Regions from separate parts of the Homo sapiens genome. Here regions 2 and 3 are each linked to region 1. Evidence: chromatin loops called from intact Hi-C (ENCODE). Cell type or tissue: dorsolateral prefrontal cortex. All regions are shown on one strand.

Region 1 (8,000 bases):
TTGGAGATTTCTCAAAGAACTTAAAACTACTGTTTGACCCAGCAATCCCATTTCTGGGTATATATCCGAAAGGAAACAAATTGTTCCACCAAAAAGACACATGCACTAGTATGTTCATTGCAGCACTATTCACAACAGCAACGACACGGAGTCAACCTAGGCGCCCATCAATGGCAGACTGGATAAAGACAATATGATACATATACATCATGAAATACTATGAAGCCATAAAAAAGAAGAAAATCATGTCCTTTGCAGCAACATGAATGGAGCTGGAGGCTATTATCCTAAGTGAATTAACACAGGAACAGAAAACCAAATATGGCATGTTCTCACTTATAAGGGGGTACTAAACATTCGGTACTCATGGATGTAAAGATGGCAACAATAGTAACTGGGGACTACTAGAGGGGGTGGGAGGGAGGGATCATTTGTACCCTAAACCTCAGCATCATGCAATATGACCAGGTAACAAATCTGCACAGGGACCCCTGAATCTAAAATACAAGTTGAAAAAGAAAGGAAAACAAAAATGAGCAAGAACCTGCATAGAAATTTCTTAAAAGAAGACATACAAATGGCCAACAGGTAAATGAGAAAAATGTTCAATATCACTAATCATCCAAGAAATGCAAATCAAAACCACAGTGAGACACCCTCTTACACCAATCAGAATGGCTATTATTAAAAAGACAAAAAAAAAATAGCAGAAGCTGGCAATGATGCAGAGAAAAGAGAATTCTTATATACTGTTGGTAGAAATATAAATTAGTACAGTTATTATGGAAAATAGCATGGAGATTTCTCAAAAAGACTAAAAATTGAGCTAACATATGATCTAGTAATTCCACTACTGTGCATTTTTCCAAAGGAAAGGAAATCAGTATATCAAAGGGATACGTGCACGCCCATGTTTACTTCAGCACTATTCACAATAGCAAAGATACGGAATTGACCTAAGTGTCCATCAAGGAACAAATGAATAAAGAAAACGTGGTATACACATAACAGAACACTATTTATGCACAGACATAAAACAGAATGAAATCACGTCATTTGCAGCAACATGGATAGAACTGGAGGTCATTATGTTAAGTCAAATAACCCAGGCACAGAAAGATAAATACTGCATGTTCTCATTCACATGTGGGAGCTAAAAAAGTTGATTTTATGGAGGTAGGGAGTAGAATGATAGATACCAGAGACTGGGAAGGCTGTGTGTGTGTGTGGAGAGGGGAATGAAGATAGGTTGGTTAATGGGTACAAACATGCAGTTAGATAGAAGAAATACATTCCAGTGTTCAATAGCAGAATAGGGTGACTATAGTTAACAATGCGTTGTATTTTTCAAAATAGCTAGAAGAGAGGACTTGAAATGTTCCCAACACATAGAAATGATAAAAACTCAAAGTGACGGACACCTCACATAATGTGACTTGATCATTACATACACATTCTATACACGCAATGAAATATCACACGTACCCCATAAATATGTACAAATATTATTAATTTACTCCACAGTCATTTATCAAGCACTTACTGTATGCCAAGTGCTTTACTAGGCGCTGACAATACCCCAGTGTTTAATTTCACTGTTTAGGGATGGTAGCCAGCCATGCTTCAGTCCTGGCTCACTCTGAATATCAGTCTGTGTTGGATTTCCTTCTGGAAGTGACAGATACAGCTCAGGACAAGCTCCCTTTAGGGATGACTTACAACCCTGTTGAAGGGAAACCTGAGGTCCTTCCCTTGGGGCAGGCAGGGCATACCATTCAAATAAGCGTTCTGGATGTCGATGGCCTTGGTGGACTGGTCATCGGCCGAGCAGTGCGGGTGGTGGGTCGGGGCCACAAACACCTCCAGCATCCCTTTGGTAAGACCCGGCTCGAACATCATGCTGCGGCTCCTCACACTCACGTTCTCGCAGCCTGGGTACAGGTTGTTGATGCTCACTGAGACTGCAGGATGGAAAGGATCACATGAGTACTCGATGGGGGCAGCGTGTGCCTGTCTCCCTCCCAGGCTGGCCCTGAGGTTTCCTTTTCTGGAGCACGCCTCTGTCCCCACCCCAACTCTGGCTTCAGGCTGAGTGTGTCTGCCCTCACACGTGCAGGGCAGCAGTGTTCCCAGCAAGGCTGTGGGCTTTTCCGCTTGCTCTACCTCCCCACAACCTTTTCTGCCCCGCCCTGTTGCCCGGGTGGCTGGTCCTAGGGATTGTGTCTCTAGGCTGGCTTGCCATGTGATTTCTGCTTAGGGTCAGCCAACGGGAGGCTGTGGAGAGGGTGGGAGGGCAGAGGTCGGGTTTCTTCCCTTCTCACTTCCTGCTACTTTGCTGATACTCGCAGTCTCTGTCTTCCTCCAGCTCCCACTGAGCGACTTCTCTCTCTTGCACATGAGATTATTATTGCAGGTTAAATGGAAAATGATTTCAGACAGTAGCAGGCCATAGCATTAAATAATGCTGAATCACACACTGTGAAAGCTACTCCTTTTTGAAATTCCCTTGAAGGCCTTTCAGTTGTTCTTGCAGCGAGTCTCCACTTGAGGCCTTCCGATTTTAGCATTTCCTCAACACCTGCTCATCTTCCCTTTTAATGAAGAGGGTGTGGGCATTGGCGTTTAGCGGGATTTTATTCACATTGGTTGCTGTTCACTGCATTTATTTTTACTTATGGCAGTGACACTGGGTTCCCATTTATGATAGGGATATTAACTTTCATTTTCAAATCAATGTATTTTAGTACATTTTAAAAAGTGAGTCAGTTTAAAGGAAACATTATGTAAACAATGGTGAACTTGTGGGTGTTGTACGGGAGCTGAATAACAGAGTCTGGGTCCCCTGCGTTTAGGCATAGAGCCTGTGCTTCCTCACTGTCTCAGTTACTCACTGGCCTGCCCTGCTCCCCGTCTCTCCCACCAGGCTTGTGCAGGCAGAAGCTGCCTTTCTGGTCAGGGCTGTGACCCAGGGCCCACAGAGAGTGCTCTGTAAGAACTTGGTGAACGAATTGCATTGGAGAAGGGATTCATTGATCTTAACTGCAGTACCATTGGTTTACCATTAATACAATAGACATTGCGAGGCACTAAAGAAGTGACCATTTCACCTGGGTATCTGACTTTAAAACAGGCGATCCAAACACCAAGGTAATCCCTTACTTAAAGACCAAAGAGTTAAGACTTTGGACATGGATAATGGGGGTATCCAACGGAGGGGATGAGGAGAAGAAAAGTGGATCCTAAGGGCAGGATTAGGTACAGGGAAAGGAGAAAGGGCACTAGGAGGGCAAGATTTATTCTTAAAAACACCAACACATATTCTATTTCTGTAGGAAAGTTGGCAGATAGGAATGTAAATAGAAAACAAAAGCAAAATGATGTAAGTCTTGATGTCAACATAGCTGCCATTTTAGTGTATTTCTCTGCATATTGTTAATCCCAGCCTGCAAAAGCTGCTGGGTTGCCCAAGAATGGGTCTGTCCACTTCCCTGTGACCTGGAATTTGTGTCTGGGTGCCTGCCTGTCAGGAACAAGCCTTCTTTTAGTGGCATGTGGCCCTGTGCTTAATGAGAGCAGACGTTGGTAAATGGCAGTCATTCCTGCTCCTCGGTGACAGTTTTCGTTGGGAGGATAAAAGGTTAGGACAGGCTTTGTACAAGGTGTTATGAAAACAATAATTTCATGGGGAAGCACCGAAATCCCAGGAAATCATTTTTGTTAGCTACTGCCCCCTGGCGGTGTAACGTGACGGCTCCCAGGAGACCCACTTTACCTGGTCACCGGGAATTCCTCCCGCAGGCTCCTCTCCGCGGGAATAGGAATGGCTTCTTCAAATACTCTTCCTGGACATTCATGCCTCCTATGACCTTGGATGTTTTCCTTCCCACAGCTCAACAGCCACAACCCTCAGTGTCCCCACAGCTGAGTGATGTGTGCAACAGAAAACTTCGAGGGGACCCCGTCCGGTCTCCTGGCTGGGAGCTCAGCCTTGGCCTCCAGCGTTCTCAAGAGAACGGCAGTGGAAAAGGGCCAAAATTCTAAAAGCAAACTTCTTGCTGTCTGATGATATAAATGTTGCCATGTAGGCATCTCTCTCATTGAAGGGAAAAGGGCCTGACAATTCTAGGAGAGGTCACTGGTGTCCAGAGCCCTGGCCTGAAAGAGACCCCAGCACGGCCTGCCAGGCACGAGCAGTGCCCCCTGGCAGGTGACAGTGTTGCTGCTTCAGGAACCAGGCCCAGTCCCTGGAGGCATGCTCAGGAGCGGCAGTTCCTCGGGTGTCTAACAAAGCCACGCTGCTCCGTTGGCCCCCAACACACATACCCTCTGCCAAAGTCCAATCTCCCCAGGCCGCCCTCGCGGTGCCCTGTGCTTGTGCCCTGCTCTGCATTTCCCGGGCGCTGTCTGATGCTGATGTACAAGCTGTGAGGGCAGCAAGTGCCTGGTGACCCGCCCAGTCCAGGGATGGGGGCATCTTGTCTGTCTCATCCACCTCCAAGTCCAGCTGCCGAGCTATGCCTCCTGCCCAGGGATCCCTCAGCCACCAGGCTTCAGGGGCAACCACCAGCGCACACTTCCTCCACCAGGGGCAGGCGGCACTGACTGTGGGGGCCCAGGGACCAGGACAGCTGCCTCCTCCCCAGACCCCACGGCTGGGCTGAAAGCAGCTGGTGTGCCTGCACCTTAGGGCTCTCATGCAGAGGGGCTTCTGCCCCCGCGCCAGGACCCCCTCCCCGATCCCTGGCTAAAGATGCTCCCCCCATGGTGGGGCGTGCAGAAAAAGGGTCACCCAGAGCCACCCTTCACCAGGAACCTGCTGCAAAGACCAGACACAGATACTGAGGAGAAGCAAGGCCATGGATACCTCACCTCTGAGGCCAAGGGCAGAGCCACAGGTGACTCCCAGGACTCCACAATGGGGGCTCCTGGGCATCATCTGCACACCCACTTAGGCCTTGCAAACTTTCCAGATCATGAGCTCATGACCTCTCTCTCTCTCTCATATCCCACCCTCCTAACCACAGAGGTTCAGGCTGCAGTGCCCTTAACCACAGCAGGAGCGTGCTGCCTCCCTCTAAGGGAGCAACTGAACCCCACTTAAATCCTCAACTAGAGCAGAAATCACACTGGAGGCCAGGTGCGGTGGCTCACGCCTGTAATCCCAGCACTTTGGGAGGCCGAGGCAGGTGGATCACAAGGTCAGGAGTCTGAGACCAGCCTGGCCAATATGGTGAAACCTCGTCTCTACTAAAAATACAAAAGTTAGCCTGGTGTGGTGGCATGCACCTGTAGTCCCAGCCACCTGGGAGGCTGAGGCAGGAGAATCACTTGAACCCAGGAGGCGGAGGTTGCAGTGAGCCGAGATCACACCACTGCACTCCAGCCTGGGCAACAGAGCGAGACTCCATCTCAAAAAAAAAAAAAAATAAATAAAATAAATTTTTTTCTTTAATAATAAATTAATCTTAACCTTCTGTCACATTTTTTCCATTATCTACTTTTAAATTTTTTAAAGTTTTGACTCTTTTGTAATAACATTTAACTTAATATGCAAAGACAAAAAACAAAAAAATCACACTGGAAAATGGAAAGGTGTGCCTGTGAATTCCTTATGCAGGGTGTTATTGACAAGCACTGGCTCAGGCACCAGATGTTCTGGGATTTGCCACCTGTGCGCCTCAGAGAAGCCAACTGACCCCTCAAGGCTGCAGGGAAATAGCGGTAAAAACACCTCGGAAGCTGTCACTTGGATTAAATGAGGCGTCCTTCAGACCATATTTCTTCCAGTTCCTGGCACACAGTACTCTATAAATATTGACATATGTATCAGCAATATAATAATATGAATTATAACTCTGTTTTGGTTATTCTTTCTTCTCCTCATTTCAATTCTATAGCTGTGTTCAGAGAACAGAAGTTGAAAAGGGAATATAAATCTCAGCCAACTCTCCGCAGCTACCCATGCTCCCCAGCGTCCTCCCTCACTGAGGGGACGTAAGAGAAACACAAACTTTAGCATCAACCTGGGGAACAGACCTGGCTCTTCTGTGACATCATATACAGAGAATGAATCAAGGCACAAAGCACAAAACTGTCCTGGTTTAGGAAACTCTTGGAAGGTCTCTTATCTTTCCACAAACTCACTCGCTCTGTCTAAAGGAGGATTCAGTTGGAATCACACCCAAGATTGCATCATTTTCTCTTGCTCACTGCCAGGTGTTTCGTGACAGCCCCCTAATGTGAATCAATAACCCTGTCTGTGGAAGGCCCGGAAGGCAGCAAACGTTCCCAAGGAGGGTGGATGTGACCAGAGAGACCATCCCTGAAAACCACTAAGGAGCCTCTGGAAACCTCTATCCAACCTTGAACTGAGCAGGATGGTGCTTCCTGGAAATCCCTTTTTGTTGCTCTATGTATCTACAATACTGGGTCTGCCTGTAGCACTCCAGAAAGAAGGATAAGGGTTGAGGACCCTTCTTGGGCTGCTATTGGATCTGTGCTATGCTTGGACTGTTTGAGTTTGAGCTCTTTTTGTCTCTAAGGCCAGAGCCCTGAGTAGAATGCAATGCAATTTGCAACTGTGTCCCCAAAGCTGACTGTGCAAATTCTGCAGTTTGCACATTTATGAGGATGGACCTTTGTGTCTGTGGCTGTGATTTCAGTGAGGCCCTTGTTTTGCTACTGCCAAGTCAGTCTGTTACTGCTGGACAACAGGCAGCACACACAAGGCTACCAGCCAACCTGGACCTGAAAACCACTAAGGCCACAGGGTCCAGTATAGGCCAAGTGACCCAAACACAACTCCCTTCCCCCCTAGACCTTGAAAGGAGAGAGTGCGGAAGCCAACACCTGCTGGAGAGACGGGGCCAGCATGGAGGTTCCTACCTGTGGGCTTAGAAGCCAGGGGTGAAGGTGGGAACCTGCTGGAGTTGGTGGAAGACAGTCTGGGCCGACGCCTTCTGAAAAAGCTCCTCAGCAGCCCACACTTGAGAGATTCTACAAGGGTGGTTTTCCCGGATCCCGAGTGGCCAAACAGCTTGAGCTTAATTCTTGGCTGCAGGTTCTGTGTGGGTCGGAGCTGCTGGATGAAGAGTCCTCGGTGCGTATCCTGAGCATGGATGAGAAAGAGCCAGTGAGTGACAGAAAAAGAGGCAAATAATGATTCTCAAGATTCCTAATCCCCGGTGTGCAGTTTTTACCCATGCTGAAGATATGTTTCTTTTTTTCTTTTTTGAGACGGAGTTTCACTCTTGTTGCCCAGACTGGAGTGCAATGGCACGATCTCAGCTCACCGCAACCTCTGCCTTCTGGGTTCAAGCGATTCTCCTGCCTCAGCCTCCCGAGTAGCTGGGATTACAGGCATGAGCCACCATGCCCAGCTAATTTTGTGTTTTTAGTAGAGACAGGGTTTTTCCATGTTGGTTAGGCTGGTCTCGAACTCCCGACCTCAGGTGATCCGCCCGCCTTGGCCTCCCAAAGTGCTGGGATTACAGGTGTGAGCCACCGTGCCTGGCGGTATGTTTATTTCTATCTCCAATGAAAACTTTGAAAATTCAGGTAAAATTCACATAACATCAAAGTCACCATTTTCAACTGTGAAATTCAGAGGCTTTTAGTGTATTTTCAGTGCTGCAGGACCATCACTGCTGTCTCCTTCCAGAACATTTGTGTCACCCCCAAAAGGAAGCTCTGTACCCGTGAGCAGTCACTTGCCATTCATTCCCCTCTTTGCTCAGCCCCTGGCAACCATAGAGATGTTTTCTGTCTCTAAGAATCTGCCTATTTCCATTGCATTTTGATGCATGACAAGTTGGATGGAGCAACTGTGAAGCCTTCAATGTGTGTGTGTGTGTGTGCGCGTGTGTGTGTGTGTGACCCCCACACTTTATTTAGAAATTTATCAGAAAAACATAATTGGATGGCCCAAATGTCCACTTCATAACTGTAGGTCTGGAATAGGAACCTTATCTTACTGTTAAATAGCTACTAGCACTTTTGAT
Region 2 (8,000 bases), 360 kb before region 1:
ACGCCATTTCACAAAAAAAAAAAAAAAAAAAAGAAAGAAAGAAAGAAAAGAAAAAGCTTTACAGGTCCATTTTAATATATGTCAAAGAAAAATAAATTTTGGAATAAAATACTTTGATTCCCTTTAGGGCCTGTTATCTGTCATGGGATGTTATACCAGGGTCAGTTCAGAGTGGGTATCTCATTGCTACACAGAATCTGTGTTGTCAGTCTTGGGATCTCTATTTTAATGATAATACTGGTCAGTTTTTCTAAACTCCAAAAGGGAGGGAGTATAATGAGGCACGTCTGACCCCTCGTCCCTTCCTGTCATGACCTGAACTAGTTTTTCCCATGTCTTTGGAATCCCTTTGGCCACTGATCCATTCAGTCAGTTAGGAGGCTTAGACTTTATATTTGGTTTACATTCAGATAGATAGGTAGATAGATAGATAGATAGATAGATAGATAGATAGATAGATCATCTTATCTCTGTTTCTCTGGTGAAGCACTAATCCAGTGAGGCAGCTCTCTTCAACCATCGTGTCTAGAGGTGGTGGCTGACAGCGTGGCCTCTCTTGATGTTCTCCTTGGGCATTTTCACACCTGGGGCTACCATGTGTACTTGCCGCCTGATGTCCCAATGCCTGAGGGCCTTGATGGGCACTCATAGCACGACCCTGAGCCAAGCACAGGCTATCTGCTGAGCAATGGGTGGATGGTGAATGTAAGATACAGTAAATTCCCCTTCAAAGATTTAGCCTGTTAACTTCCTTATTCTTTGTTCTCAAACTCAGCTTCCTTGTTCTCCATGTCTCCTTGCCTCTAGTTACTGTAACAACCTTCTCACCAGTTCTAATCAATAACTCACATCTTTCCCTTGGTTACCCACTCTGCACCCATTCTTCCCACTGAAACTGCACGTCCCATCACTGTAACTCACATCCCCCTTCCCTTCCTTATTTGGAAAAGTATTCACAAATAGCCAATCAGGTCAACTTAGAATGTGTGGTCCAACCCCAACCCCTGGGGTAGTGACACAGAGGTAGGGACTGCATTAGGGATAAAAACCCTTTCCCTCCTTTGTTCAGTGTGCTCCTGTGATCGTGATTGACACAGGCAGCACCCTTCTGCAGAAGTAAATTGCCTTGCTGAGAAAACCTTTGCCTGAGTGCTGGTTTCACTTTGCAGCTCTGAGCATTTGTTTCCAGCAAATCTGGGGACTCATCCAGGATCCCCATTTTCCTCCAGGAAAGGGGTCTCCAGTCACCTCTCATGAGGAGACGCGTCCCACTGCCTCATTGAGGTGGCCTCAGGGTGAAGAATCAGGACCCACCTGGTGCAACGAATAAACCCAGACTCTCAGCATCGCGAGGAGAAAAAGTCTTGCAACACCGTGGCGACCAAGTAACTCTGTGCACATACTAAGGTAAGAAACTTTGCAGCAGCAACAAAGTACTTCCTTGGTGGTTGGGATATTCTGGAGGCTTAAAGCACATGAATGGCAACAAGCATGACTGCTGTGTAGTGTGAGTGAGTCCAATCTGCAGTTCTGTGGTCACCTCATACGGCTTAGGGAGGCCCTTTGGGGGTCCCAGCAGGGGTTTATACTGACCCGCCATCAATGCTAAGAGGGGCCTGAAACATTCCCAAGAGGGAAGTGGCCAGAGTGGGCGAAGCAAAGGGAGAAGGGTGCAAAGAGCCTCCAGCAGGTGGGGTTAAAGGATAAGCAAGAAATCTCTAATATGAGGGATTGAGCCTCAGCAAGCCTCAAGAGAAGAATAGGTAAGAAGTCTCCAGTATGAGAGATTGAGCCTAATTGGAACCCAACATGGGAAATACCCCAAGCAAGACAGGGAGTAAAAAGGATAAAGATAGGGCTGGGCACGGTGGCTCACGCCTGTAATCCCAGCACTTTGGGAGGCTGAGACGGGCGGATCATGAGGTCAGGAGATTGAGACCTTTGTGGCTACCACGGTGAGACCCCATCTCTACTAAAAATACAAAAAATTAGCCAGGTGCAGTGGTGGGTGCCTGTAGTCCCAACTACTTGGGAGGCTGAGGCAGGAGAATGGAGTGAACCCAGGAGGCAGAGCTTGCAGTGAGCTGAGATTGCACCACTGCACTCCAGCCTGGGCAACAGAGCAAGACTCCATCTCAAAAAAAAAATGGATAAAGATAGCAATAAAGATATTCCCCCGATAGTTCCCTAGGTCTCATGTTGAAATATTGGAAAGATAATGAGAGGACTAAACATAAGAAAAAGCAACAAATGATAAAATATTGCTATTTTATTTGGACTCAGGGACCCATCCTCAATCCCTCAATCTTCTGGCCAAAGTTTGGGTCTAATGAGGATGTGATGTGTCAACTTCTAATTCAATATGTAAATGATAAAAGTCCAGTTTCTCAAGAAGAACTGGACAGGCCGGGCGCAGTGGCTCACACCTGTAATCCCAGCACTTTGGGAGGCCGAGGCGGGTGGATCATGAGGTCAGGAGATCAAGGCCATCCTGGCTAACATGGTGAAACCCCGTCTCTATTAAAAAATACAAAAAATTAGCCAGGCGTGGTGGTGGGCGCCTGTAGTCCCAGCTACTTGGGAGGCTGAGGCAGGAGAATGGCGTGAACCCAAGAGGCAGAGCTTGCAGTGAGCTGAGATCCGGCCACCGCACTCCAGCCTGGGTGACTGAGCGAGACTCTGTCTCAAAAAAAAAAAAAATATTAAGAAGAACTGGACTATCCTCTTTGTTGAAGGCAGGGACCTGTCCTCCTCTTTCCCTTAAATACAACTAGGGAAAAACCCAATCTAGCAACTCAGAATGAAGAGTCAGAAAAGCCAGTTCCCGTGCCTAAAGACTCCAGCACATGGGCTCCCCTAGACCATCTTCCCCCACTCAGGGCCCCTAAACCTTCCCCTCAGGCAGCTGTTGCCATCCTGGATCCCGCTCCAGATCCTTCCCCTGCTCACATTATTTCTCCTCCTTAAAATCCTGATTCTTGGGAATCATCATCCCATGAGCCTGTTCCCTCCCAGCCCAAGTACTCCTCCCTAAAAGGACTCCAGCATGAGGTAGAACAATATAAAAAGAATATCCAGAATTTCCCATTTCTCTCCACACCTAAGAAGTCAGCCCTGACTCTCTTCCCCTTAAAAGAGGTGCCACAAGGAGGGGGAGCTATTGGCTTTGTGAATGCTCCCTTAACCAGTTCAGAAGTCCAAAGTTTGAAAAAGGAAACGAAGCCATTGTTAGATGACCCTTATGGGGTGTCAGATCAGGTTGATCAATTCTTGGGACCTCAGTTATATACTTGGGTCAAGTTAATGTCCATCCTAGGTATCCTCTTTTCAGGGGAAGAAAGAAGCATAATCTGTAGGGCTGCTATGGCAATTTGGGAACATGAACACCCTCCTGGTCAAAACATTCCACTGCAGATAAAAAATTTCCCACCCAAGACCCACAGTGGGACAATAATAATGCAGCTCACTGGGAAAATATGCAAGACCTATGGGAAATGATAATAAAAGGAATTAGAGAATCAGTACCCGAACCCCAAAGCTCTCTAAAGCATTTAATATACAACAGGAAAAAGATGAAGGGCCTATGAAATTCTTAGACAGGCTAAAGGAGCAAATGAGACAATATGCAGGCCTAAATTTGGAAGATCTCCTTGGACAGGGAATGTTAAAGCTCCATTATGTCACTAAAAGTTGGTCAGACATTTTCTAAAAGTTACAAAAATTAGAAGATTGGGAAAACCAAGCCCTAAGTGAACTTCTCAGAGAAGCTCAAAAAGTGTATGTGAGGAGAGGCGAAGAAAAGCAGAAACAAAAAGCAAAATCCATGCTATCTACTTTCCAGCAGATGGCTCCAAACCCATATGCTTCTAAACAAGGTCTCCAGGGGGCCAAAAACTATAAAGGGTCCAGACCCCTGTTCAAAGGACCCAAGCCTCCAACTAGGTGACCTAGGCCTTCATTTCCCAGGCCTTCTAAAGAGAAAGTAGAGGAGAGACCAAGTATATAATTCCTGAGAAATTGGTCTTTTGTTTCTAATGTAGGAATGTCAGCAGTGGAGTGTAAATAAGGCAATCCATAGAGCATCTCATAAGGAGAAAGGCCAGTATCTTTCCGAGGGGCAGTTCAGATTCTTAACAAGGCAATAGGAAGACATTTAATCCATGGCAGCCAAGTTTCTAGAACTAATTTGGTTAAGTGGTTCTTCAGGGTCTGATTCATCCTTTCTACCCTACCTGACAAAGGTGGGTGCCAAAGAGTATGATATTCCCATTTAATGTCTAGTGTTTGGGATAACTTTTTAATGATATGTGCTGTGAAGAAATCATCTAGGCTGGGCACAGTGGCTCACATCTGTAATCCCAGCATTTTGGGAGGCCAAGGCGGGTGGATCACCTGAGGTCAGGAGTTCGAGACCAGCCTGGCTGATATGGTGAAACCCTGTCTCTACTAAAAATACAAAAATTAGCTGGGCGCCTGTAATTCCAGCTACTCGGGAGGCTGGGGCAGGATAATCACTTGAACCCGGGAGGCGGAGGTTGCAGTGAGCTGAGATCTCGCCATTGCACTCCAGCCTGGGTGAAAGAGCAAAACTCCGTATCAAAAAAAAAAAAAAAAAAAGCGGTCGTTATAAACCCAAATGAAGTAGTTTCCCAATACAGACGTTTTTGAGTGTCTGCATCACCATAGTGACTTACTTTCCCCTATTTTGCCAACAGTCCTGAAATCTTGGTTGTATGGATCTTGAAATGATCTTTCATGAGAACAACCCGGGTCAACATTAAGGCCACACAGACAATCATCACACTGGGGTCACTGTCCAAACCAAACATAACTGTCTCAATCCCAATCTGCAAAATAGAAATGTATTAAAAACCTAAATCATGAGCCGCTGGCTCACGCCTGTAATCCCAGCACTTTGGGAGGCGGAGGCGGGCGGATCACAAGGTCAGGAGATCGAGATCACGGTGAAACTCCATCTCTACTAAAAATACAAAAAATAATTAGCCGGGCATGGTGGCGGGCGCCTGTAGTCCCAGCTGCTCAGGAGGCTGAGTCAGAAGAATGGCGTGAATCCGGGAGGCGGAGCTTGCAGTGAGCCGAGATAGCGCCACTGCACTCCAGCCTGGGTGACAAGAGCGAGACTCCATCTCAAAAAAACAAAACAAAACAAAACAAAAAACAAAAACAAAAAAAACAACTAAATCATGATGTGCTACATTTTCTTCTCCTTAAGCATAAAATGCACTGTTTCCTGTTATATTGAATATTTGATCAGATTCTGCTTAAAGAAAGAAAATTTAAAAAGCTTTCTCAAGTCCAACAGAGCTTATAAAAATAAAAAGTAAAAATAAAAAGCTTTCATCAGACTCTACGTTCTCTTTTCTTAAAACCAAAGGTCTCAAAACACAGGCACGGCCCCTGGAGTTCCCAGTACATCAACATCAGCCTGGGGATCATGTCCTCATCAAAAGCTGGAAAGAGGAGAAACTCGAACCAGCCTGGGAAGGACCTTACCTGGTGCTCCTAACACTGAAACCACAGTCCAGATAGCAGAAAAAGGATGGACCCATCACACCCCAGTCAAGAAAGCATCACCACCTCCGGAGTCATGGGCCGTTATCCCAGGGGAAAACCCTACCAAACTAACGCTAAGAAAAGTTTAACTCTCCTTCATCTATTCTATTACTCCTTCTTCTTTCCTCATTCTATGGCTGACCACCTCATTATTAATGTAACCAGGTCAAGCTCACCCCAAACTATTACCTTCGATGCATGTCTTGTCATACCCTGTGGAGATCTCCAAAGTCAAAAGCAACTCTCAGACTCAGAGAAGTATCTCTGCCCCTTTAAGATAAAAGGCTCCCCCTATCAAGACCCTTGTTCCTTAACGAATGCAGGAAAACAGGTCTGCCATAGCTGGAATGATGTTGTGTGGACAACTGAATATCAAGGCTGGACCTCGTCAACCGGTGGTTGTATGTCCTTAAAACCATACATTCACTTCACTAAAGAAAGTACCCCCCATAATTGCCAGTATAACCAATGTAATCCAGTGCAAATTTCTATTCTCATTCCAACTTCTACTGACCCTAAACCTACTTTAAGTTGCTTATATGGCATGGGAGCCGAAATAGCAGGGGCACATCTTATTGGATATTTTGAGATATGTTTTATTACTCCTTCACCTCCTACATTCCTTCTACATTATCCCCCAATGTTCTGTTCTTCCTCCACCCAAAGATAAAACCAAAATAGATATTGTAGAAGTAAATGACCTAAAACAAACTTTAGCAATTGAAACAGGATATCAAGATGCAAATGCCTGGATGGAATGGATTAAATATTCCGTCCACACTTTAAACAAAAGCAATTGTTATGCTTGTGCGCACAGCAGGCCAGAGGCCCAGATTGTCCCCTTTCCACTCAGATGGTCCTCCCGTCGACCAAGCATGGGCTGTATGGTAGCTCTCTTCCAGGATTCTACAGCTTGGGGCAATATATCATGCCAAGCTCTCTCTCTGCTCTATCCTGAAGTTCAACACCCTGCGGGTCAGCCCCCGAGGGCCATCCAGCTTCCGTCTCCCAATGTCAGTTTCATCTCATGTCTCTCATGACAAGGGAAAACTTGGCATTCCGTGGAAGCTTAATGGGATGTAGTGAGCTTAAGCCCTTCCAAGAGCTTACCCATCAGTCTGCTGTTAGTCATTCTCGAGCGGATGTAGCGGATGTATGGTGGTATTGTGGTGGACCCTTACTGGACACTCTGCCAAGTAACTGGAGTGGTACTTGCACTCTTGTCCAATTCGCTATCCCTTTTGCCCTTGCATTTCTTCAACCAGAAAAAGAAAAGCCACAACACCGTAAAATAAGAGAAGCCCCTTATGGGTCTTTTGACTCTCAAGTTTATTTAGACGCAACTGGAGTCCCACAGGGAGTACCACACAAATTCAAAGCTCAAGACCAGATAGCTGCAGGATTTGAATCAATATTTTGGTGGGTAACTATCAGTAAAAACATAGATTGGATAAATTACATCTATTATAACCAGCAGCGGTTTATTAACTACACTAGAGATGCTGTCAAAAGAATAGCTGAACAGTTAGGGCCTACTAGCCAGATGGCTTGGGAAAACAGAATGGCCCTAGACATGATATTAGCCAAAAAAGGTGGAGTTTGTGTTATGATCAAAACTCAATGTTGTACCTTCATCCCAAACAATACTGCCCCTAGTGGGAGCATAACAAGGGCCTTACAAGGCCTTACTGCTTTATCCAATGAATTAGCTAAAAATTCTGGAGTCAATGACCCTTTTTCAGGATGGCTAGAAAGGTGGTTTGGTAAATGGAAAGGAATCATAGCCTCAATTCTTACTTCTCTTGCAGCCGTAATAGGTGTAGTCATTCTTTTTGGGTGTTGTGTCACACCATGTATCCGTGGGCTAGTACAGAGGCTTATAGAAACAGTACTTACTAAAACCTCCCTTAGCTCTCCTCCACCTTATTCAGATAAGCTTTTCCTTTTAGAGGATCAAGTCGAACAGCAAAGCCAAGACTTGTTAAAAAGGTTTGAAGAGGAAGGACCATAACAATTGAAAGGGGGAAATTATAAGATACAGTAAATTCCTCTTCAAAGATTTAGCCTGTTGACTTCCTTATTCTTTGTTCTCAAACTCGACTTCCTTGTTGTCCATGCCTCCTTGTCCCTAGTTACTGTGAACAACCTTCCCACCAGTTCTAATCAATAACTCACATCTGCTCCCTTGGTTACCCACTCTGCACCCATTCTTCCCACTGAAACTGCACTTCCCACCACTGTAACTCACATCCCCCTTCCCTTCCTTATTTGGAAAAGTATTCACAAATAGCCAATCGGGTCAACTTAGAATGAGCGGTCCAACCCCAGCCCCTGGGGGAGTGACACAGAGGTAGGGACTGTGTTAGGGATAAAAACCTTTTCCTTCCTTTGTTCAGTGTGCTCCTGTGATCATGATTGATGCAGGC
Region 3 (8,000 bases), 1.3 Mb before region 1:
CCACATGGCAAACACCTGCAACACAAATTCTGTGTAACATAGAGATGTACGAATATACAAGCATCCATTCTACGCACAGGAAATGTAGTGTAAAATCATCAAAACACCATTCAGAGGCACACGGAGAGGGTCACACAGCATTGTGTGGCCCACGACCTTCCCTCTCTGTGAACAACAGGGAGGGTGTCTAGGATGCAGCAGAAGGCAGTGGATGATGTCAGCAGCTTAGTACATCTGAAAGACTCTGGAGCCCAAAGTGGACAAGGCACGTTGTTTACACTGAAGCGGGGTGGTGATTCCTTGGGCCCCCTCTGTAAGAGACATCCACACTGGGCAGGCTGTTGGTCAAAGTAAGGTAGCTCTCCCGAGTCACAGCTCTTGAGGGGCCCCTGTGGAAGCGACGCATGCAATAAATAAGAACACAGCCGCAGAGCAGGGCGCATGGAGACGATCAGTTGCAGAAGATCCCATTCTGAAGTGCTGCGTTCTTGTCCATGATGCAGGATGAGGGGGCTGTGTGGGGCAGGTCTTCCTTGACCTTCGGAGAGTGGCTGCTATTGTTGCTGCTGCTTGATTTACTTCTGCTTGGGTCGAGCGCAGGCTGGATGGGTGAGGCGCGGGCCCCCCGTCCCCTGACCAGGCAGTTGCAGACCAGACGGAAGAAGGCCCGCCGCATCTCCTTGCTGGCCAGCGTGTAGATGACCGGGTTCATGGCGGAGTTGAGCACAGCCAACACGATGAACCACTGAGCCTTGAAGAGGATGGGGCACGCCTGCACCCTGCAGGCCACATCAATGAGGAAGAGGATGAAGAGTGGGGACCAGCAGGCGATGAACACGCTCACCACAATCACCACGGTCCGCAGCAGTGCCATGGACCGCTCCGAGTTGTTGTGGTTGGCCACCTTACGGCTGCTGGACTTCACCAGGAAGTAGATGCGTGCGTAGAGGATCACGATGGTCACCAGGATGGCCGTGAAGATGCTGATGCAGAAGGCAATGTACTTCTTGGAGTAGAGGGGCAGGATGGTAGAGCAGTCAGGGAGATTGTGCAGGCAGTTCCAGCCCAGAATGGGCAGGGCGCCCAGCGTGAAGGCAATGAGCCAGCACATCCCGATCAGGAGGAAGACGCGGTGCCTCTTGTTGGCGTCGTAAGGCCTCATTTTGATCATTGTCAAGTGCCGCTCGATGGCGATGGCCAGTAAGCTGCAGGTGGACGCCCCAAGGGCCACGAACATACTGCCCTCCCTGAGGAACCAGACCGTGGGAGACAGGCTGAACGTCTTCTTGCCAGACATCAGAATGTTGACCTTGTAAGCGATGCCGGCCAGCAGGTCGCAGAGAGCCAGGTTGCCAATGAAAAAGTACATGCGGTTGTGAAATTTATTGTTTTTCCAGATGGCAATCAAAACCATCAGGTTCTCCAAGACGATGAAGCTGCAGATGACCAAGAAGAGCACGGTGGTGAGCGTGCTGCCCTCGGAGGCCTCCTTCAGCCTGCCCGCCAACTTCCCCACGTACTGGTAATGCTCCCGCAGGGTCTCGTTCCCCCGCACCGGCTGGAGACGCGGCGGGAGGGCAGTTGCCATCACTTGGCATTCACAGACGATTAGCTCCAAAATCCACGAGAGGGCGCCCCAGGAACATTCATTTCAAAGGGAAGCGGGGCTGAGGTTCCGGCTTCATTCAGCAAGGCGTGCAGGCCAGACTCCAGCGAGGGCGTTGAAAAAGGGCTCCTGCCAACAGATAAAAAGAGGGAGCGACCATTGATAAAACGATCGCCGCCTAAGGGGCCACGGCAACGCTGTTGGAGAAAGGCATGAAAAACGTGGAAGTACTGGGATGGCTAGCCACGTCAGGCTGCAGAGAGGGTCTTTAGACACAGGCTAAATTCCTAAGTGATTGGGGGACACCATGGGAAGCGATTTGGTGTCTGGAGTTGCCGGGAAGGGAAATTCAGTGCATGAATTATTGAATCCTGTAACAAAGATACACAGACCCAAGTACAGCTTCCATCTGGAAATCTCCAGGCACTAGAAAATGCTAACTAGTCCTCATCTAGGGCATGGGAGCTGGTGACCCATTATCCCAGTTACTCAGGGAAAAGCAGGATTTTCTCAGGACCAAAAAGCAGGATGGAATCTGAATGATGCCGGTTCAATTTCTAAAACCTCCCTGGTGAGTTTTACAGTGACATCGTGGGAAGATCCCGCACTTCCCAGATGGCATCCCCTGGATCCAGGCCCAGAAATCAGGTCTGTATGGGCTGTAGGTCGGCCTGGCAGAGAGCCCTGAGGCCTGACCATGCAGCCATCGAGGGACCAACAGTGCATGTCTGGGCAGTGCCCATGCAGACACCGCACTCGTGAGCAGTGAGTCCAGAGCCCAGCGAAGACAGAACATCAACCTGCAAAAACGGGACCCAAGTCTACAGATGATAAAGGAAGGACAGGAAAGCAGTGACAATCACACTGACTGAGTCTGGCTTGAAATTCAGAGCCCTGAATATCAAATAGAGCATGGGTGCATGTGAGCCAACAGAAAAGTGGCACATTTGGGAACACAGCGAGAGAGGGAAAGTGGTGAGTGAAGGCCTCAATGGATTCTGAATTCCAAACTCTTCCCCCACGAGACCTCAAACACTTGCACTCAACCACACCTGGTAATATCGATCAGCCTTCTGTGATGTTGATGACGCCACACACCCAACTATCAAGGTAGAAACCGCTTTCAGTGGACTCACTTATTTTATTTTATTTTTTATTTTTATTAAAAAAAATTTTCTTTTGAGACACAGTGTTGCTCTGTCACCCAGGCTGGAATGCAGTGGTGCGATCTCGGCTCATTGCAACCACTGCCTCCTGGGTTCAAGTGCTTCTGCTGCCTCAGCCTCCCAAGTAGCTGGGATTACAGGCACCCGCCACCATGCATGGCTAATTTTTGTATTTTTAGTAGAGACGGGGTTTCACCATGTTGGCCAGGCTGGGCTCGAACTCCTGACCTCAAGTGATCAGCCTGCCTCAGCCTCCCAAAGTGCTGGGATTACAGGCATGAGACACCGCACCCAGCCATCATTTATTATTTGAGTATTTAAATATGTAATTAAGTTCAAATGAGGCTAATTTAAAAGAGCCTACTGTGTGTATCCAGTGAATTTTTTTTAACTTTTACGATGTTTGAACCACAGCCCTAAATTTGCTTCAGAGACACATGAACAACTCACCAATACTATGGGCTCTGCATTTTAGGGTGTGATTGACTCTGAATCTCATCCATGCATGAGTTTATTCCCAGGTACAAATCAGTCCCTTGAAGATCCAGGGCTTGCCTGGGTGGGGCTGAGAAGCAGAGGTGGCTCCAAATGGTTTCTGTATCCTCGTGACCCTCTGGAGTGCTGAATGCTGTCAAAGCCCTCCTCTCCCTACATCAATTTGGGGGACCTGGATTTTCTGAGATGGCCCCTTGCTTCTTTGCAAAGATTTTTTTTCCAGTGTCCTGGAGCTTGGTGGTGTTGGTTGCTCTGGAAACCCCGGGGGCGGGGGGTTGGCGGGGGGTAGGATGTCTGAGCTGACGTCTGTGCTCTGCCTGGAACTGCCCTGACCCTTCCCAGCTGCCGCCTCCTGAAGTCACAGAGGCCTTGGGTCGAGGTCAGCTGGAATGCCAAGTGCTGGCAGAAAGGCTTATGTGTTGGCCAAGGCCCTCTGCTAACTGCAGAAAGAAAAAGCAGCCAAGTTCCAAGTCCAGGCTGATGATGCAGGATGAGAGGAGGTTGCCTGCCCAGATCTCTCCCATCACTCATGAGCCATGACAGGCAGCGCAGGGCCCGGGGCCTGCCTCCTCGAGCTGTGGCTCACCCATGCCAGCCCTACTTGGCTTCCCATTCACCTGAGAAGAGACCATGTCTTGCCTGTAGGTTCTCCTGGAGGCAAACAGGACAGTCCAGTGGGCAGCCTTCCCCCCAGCCCCTCCCTCTCTACCGTTTCTGAATTTTATTTAAATCTTGCCCATCCTTCAAGCCTCAAGTCAAATTCCACTTGCTCTGTAACATTTTCTGGAATCATGCCAGCCCCTGGTGACTTTTCTCTGAGGCTGCATGCCACTTCTGAAAACGTACTGCAAACTGTCTCTTTAAATGGGGCAATACCACAGTCAGCAGCATTTTCTGAGCATTGAGCTTATCCATTAACACAGGGACTTTCACCATGGGTAAGTTCACAGTACCCTCCCCAGCATCCTGTACACTGATGGGTGCTAAAAAGATACTGTCCTTTTAGTTGTTTTTGTTTGTTTTTTGTTTTGTTTTGTTTTGTTTTTGGGATGGAGTCTCATTCTGTCACCCAGGCTGGAGTGCAGCGGTGCGATCCCGGCTCACCACACCCTCCGCCTCCCCGGTTCAAGCGATTCTTCTGCCTCAGCCTCCTGAGTAGCTGGGACTACAGGCGCCCGCCACCATGCCCGGCTAATATTTGTATTTTTAGTAGAGACGGGGTTTCACCATGTTGGCCAGGCTGGTCTTGAACTCCTGACCTCAAGTGATTGCCTGCCTTGGCCTCCCAAAGTGCTGGGATTACAGGTGTGAACTACCACACCAGGCCTAGTATTGCTTATTATTTCTTTCTTTCTTTATCTGTGAACAGGAACTGGAGAATCACTATTTCTGATTTTCACTTTGCTGGGTTTCCACCCCTGATCAGGGGCCTCTCAGGGACACATGTGCTATGCCCGGCATGCACCCTGGCATGAAGCCGGGTATGAAGACAACCTGGGCCATCAGGCTGTCTCCTGCCACCTCCGGTACCACTGCACAGTGCTGATGGGGACCGCGAGGGCTCTGCCGTTTCCCACACGAACAGCCACTCATGCTCATGGAAAAGGCATGGAGCAAAGGCAGTCTGTGAACAGTGCCCTGTGCCAGCATCCTCCCTCCCATAGCAACTGGGGCCAGAGCCCTCACCATGCTGCCAAATGGATGACCTGCCCGGCTCACATTGCAACCAGAGGGGCCATCACCTGGCAGACAGCCAGCTATCCATGACACCACAGTGTCCTGGTTTATCCTACAGATTGCTGGGATACCCACTCCAGTATGTTGGGTTTCTGTCCCAGAAACCGACAAGCTGCAGACAAACCTTGGTTCCAATGTCAGTGATTCCTGAGGCCCCTTTTCCCCAGCTCACGTAGGGATTCAAGTACAGCTCCATGTTCCTCATCCTTTTAGGTAATACTGGCATGTCGTTATGATTCAGACTGTTCTTGTACTAACTCAGCTTGCCTCCTGTGCCTCAGTTTCCCCCATGACAACCTGACCCTACCATTTTATACATGTCCTGTCTCCTCTGAACCTTCTCCACACCTTTGCTTTTGCCATGCATCCAACAGCCAGATGTGGACTTGCTCCCGGGAATGGAGAGAAGAGGGTGAATAGACCCACGGCTTATACAAAAATTGATCAGAGCAGAAAACAAGCAAACAATTAAAAACTAATAACCAGCAATAAAATAACCCCAATAAACATAGTATAAGATTTGCCAGAGACCCATCAAAATCATGAATCTTGAGGGCAAACATATTTTCCCATTAATGTTTGATTTATCATTTCCCTTATAATTAAATATTCATCCCTCAAGAAGCATATTTGTCCAGAACATCTTTTGTTAAATATGATTCTCTGCATTTTGCATAAGTGGAAGATATCTGGCTGTCTTTGGAATCTAAAAGCTCATTTTCTCTGGATTATCAACATTTACAAAGCAGGCCTCATCCCAAGAGTTAAGTGCTGGGCTAAAGGCCAGATTGATTTTGGATGCGTCTACACATTATTGCGCACGGTTAAAAGCATCTCATGGACAAGAGTTCCCCTCCGCTCCTGAGGGGTACCAGCCACAGACCTCAAGTTTGCTAGAAGAAAGCTCAAAGCCCACCCCGCCCTGAGGCTCCTGGAGTCAGCAAGCCCTACTCAGGGCAAGAGGGGAGTCAGTCACTCTGGCGGATTGGTACTAACACTGCCAGGCACGGCAGGAGTGCTGGGCACTGCAGGCACCAGCAGGCCTGGGAGGCTGACCTGCCCCACCACACAGAGATCAGTGAGACCAGCACCCAGGCCAGCAACAAGATGGGCCGGACCCTGCAGCCTTCCTTGTGCCCCTCCTAGTCACCACCTGTCCCCAAGCATGACCACTACCTGGGATAGGACTCTCCCCTAGGTGAGTTTAGCCTGCTTCTGACCTTCACGTGAATGAAACCCTACAGGATACAATTGTGTCCATTGCTTTCCTCTCCCCATGATGCTTGTACGAGTCATGCACATAGATGCACCTGCATGCTGAATATTCTTGCTCTCATGGTGTGGGTAGATACACTACCCTCTATTCATTCTTGTTTATGGACATGGGGTAATTTCTTCCATGGCCCATGTGTTGATTATCATCAAGTAGCACTGCTGGGATTGATTGAGGATGTTCTCTTGGCGAACACATGTCCATGTTTTCGCAGGTCGATGTTGATTTGTGAGCGGTGTGTTGGTGTCTGAGATGGGCTTTAACCATGACTCGGAGGCACTGGGTTTCTCAGACCCCAGCCAGCCCATCTTGCAAAACTGGTGTGGGGAGAAGGGGCGGCCCCTAACAGAGGGCAAGACTGATGCAGTATTAGTGTTCACTCTTTGCTTTATTCCAAAAGTAAGTGTCCAGAGCTGGCAGTGACATTGTAAATTTGATCGCGGCTTAAATTCCACCTGAACACTTAGAAATAAAGCCAGATGCTGAGACATATGGCTTTTTGCAGACTAGTTTTGCATATATTCAGAGAGCTTGGCACATTACGGAAGACACAGGAGTACAGACAGCTGCAGGGTAGAGACGCTCCTCCTCATTAGCGGTGGTCTTCTAACCAATACAGATGCTGACACTGGGCTGCTCCCACTGCCCACCTCCACGGCACATCCTTGCCTGGTCGTTCCACTCTCTTCCAAGTGCTACACTAACACATCTCCCTGACCACCTGGGAAGACCCCCGCCCACCACCCAGCTCTTCAAGAGACTTAAGTATTTGATTGTCTGCATCTTCAGTCTTTTCATGTTTACTGAGAGACACTGCTTACATCTGAACTTACCTGAGTTCTACTCAATAAAGACCCCATTAGCTAAGGGTTTTCATGTCATCCTCACTAAGCTGGGTTCATCCAGCCTACCTCAAAGCATTTTAATACCAACACATTTTTTTTTTGTCGAGGAGGAATAAGACGCCTTCTGGAAGATGAGTATGCAGTGGATGACCCCAAGTTAGACCCTGCCAAGGTCAGAGGTGCCTACCTTCCCCCAACTTCCAAGGAGAAACATTGCTGGGAGGAGGGTGAGCCAGAGAGAGGAGGCCGGATGGATTCCAGATGTGCTTTCTATACTAGCGATTCGCTTTCTCTACCCATGTCAAGTTGAAAAATAAACAAACTATAAAAGGAAGAAAAAGAGAAAAAATAAAGAAAATGTTTCCACAGTCTGGTCTCCTTCCCAACACCCCCCTTTCTCTCTCCGCATAAAAGATAGGCACAATAAGATAGTAAGATAGCATCTTGGTCAGATGCAGGATGCTATATTTTTAATAGGCATGTACTCCCAGGGAAATTAACTAGTTCATCCTCCAAACTGAATCAAAACACCAAACATATGCCAACAAGCAAAATTTCTTGGAAAGCAAGATGTTTTTTAAAATTTCATTTAAAATAACTTGGAAAGGAAATAATGAGTCGGCCGTTACAAGGCTCCAGCAAAATTCCTTTGCTAATGAGTATTTTCCCTTGCTCTAGATTTCTTGGGTGACCTCGCTCTGCTTTTGGAGACAGTCCATTGCAAAATGCATGCTTCACACACCCAGCTGCACAGGCTTGGCCCATTAATGCAGCTCCCCTGAGAAATAACAACTGTTACAGACAAACCAGGTGAGGGTTTTGTATCTTTTCTCCCTTCTCTTCTTCAAAGCATGCAAGTCAGTGCACTTCCCTGGTTA

What was found. A loop is a pair of places that touch in the nucleus more often than their neighbours do. Peaks named below come from ENCODE experiments on the same cell type or tissue, not always from the same donor. Only the 100,000 strongest peaks of a DNase experiment are listed, where the experiment ranks them.
Region 2: a loop joins it to region 1, with 4 times the contacts of the local background. A loop is called at or near these places in 49 of 110 quality-filtered maps.
Region 3: it touches region 1 in a loop (11-fold over the local background); 5 of 110 quality-filtered maps call a loop at or near these places.

What each region holds. Positions count from the first base shown.
Region 1 is chr9:87,680,512-87,688,511 of GRCh38, reverse strand. DAPK1 (death associated protein kinase 1) reads right to left here. Exons shown (of 26, transcript NM_004938.4): 20 at 6,886-7,108; 21 at 1,773-1,961. Among named protein-coding and RNA genes, the nearest start is that of CTSL, 42 kb to the left of the region's middle. In dorsolateral prefrontal cortex, CTCF peaks have their summits at 1,458, 3,539 and 3,742 (motif pointing left); DNase peaks (open chromatin) are centred at 3,731 and 7,045; H3K27ac peaks cover 2,998 bases.
Region 2 is chr9:88,037,507-88,045,506 of GRCh38, reverse strand. It overlaps LOC124902201 (syncytin-A-like), which reads left to right. Exons shown (of 7, transcript XM_047424307.1): 6 at 1,230-1,407; 7 at 5,396-8,000. The coding sequence starts at 6,602. The coding sequence ends at 7,585. Among named protein-coding and RNA genes, the nearest start is that of LINC03026, 36 kb to the left of the region's middle. In dorsolateral prefrontal cortex, a CTCF peak has its summit at 3,837 (motif pointing right); no DNase peak of the experiment used is centred here.
Region 3 is chr9:88,994,789-89,002,788 of GRCh38, reverse strand. It overlaps S1PR3 (sphingosine-1-phosphate receptor 3), which reads right to left. Exons shown (of 2, transcript NM_005226.4): 2 at 1-1,735. The coding sequence starts at 1,588. The coding sequence ends at 452. Among named protein-coding and RNA genes, the nearest start is that of S1PR3, 7.3 kb to the right of the region's middle. RefSeq lists enhancers at 3,242-3,741, 3,742-4,243. In dorsolateral prefrontal cortex, CTCF peaks have their summits at 1,433 and 1,632 (motif pointing right); DNase peaks (open chromatin) are centred at 1,138, 1,648 and 3,649; H3K4me3 peaks cover 987 bases; H3K27ac peaks cover 3,495 bases.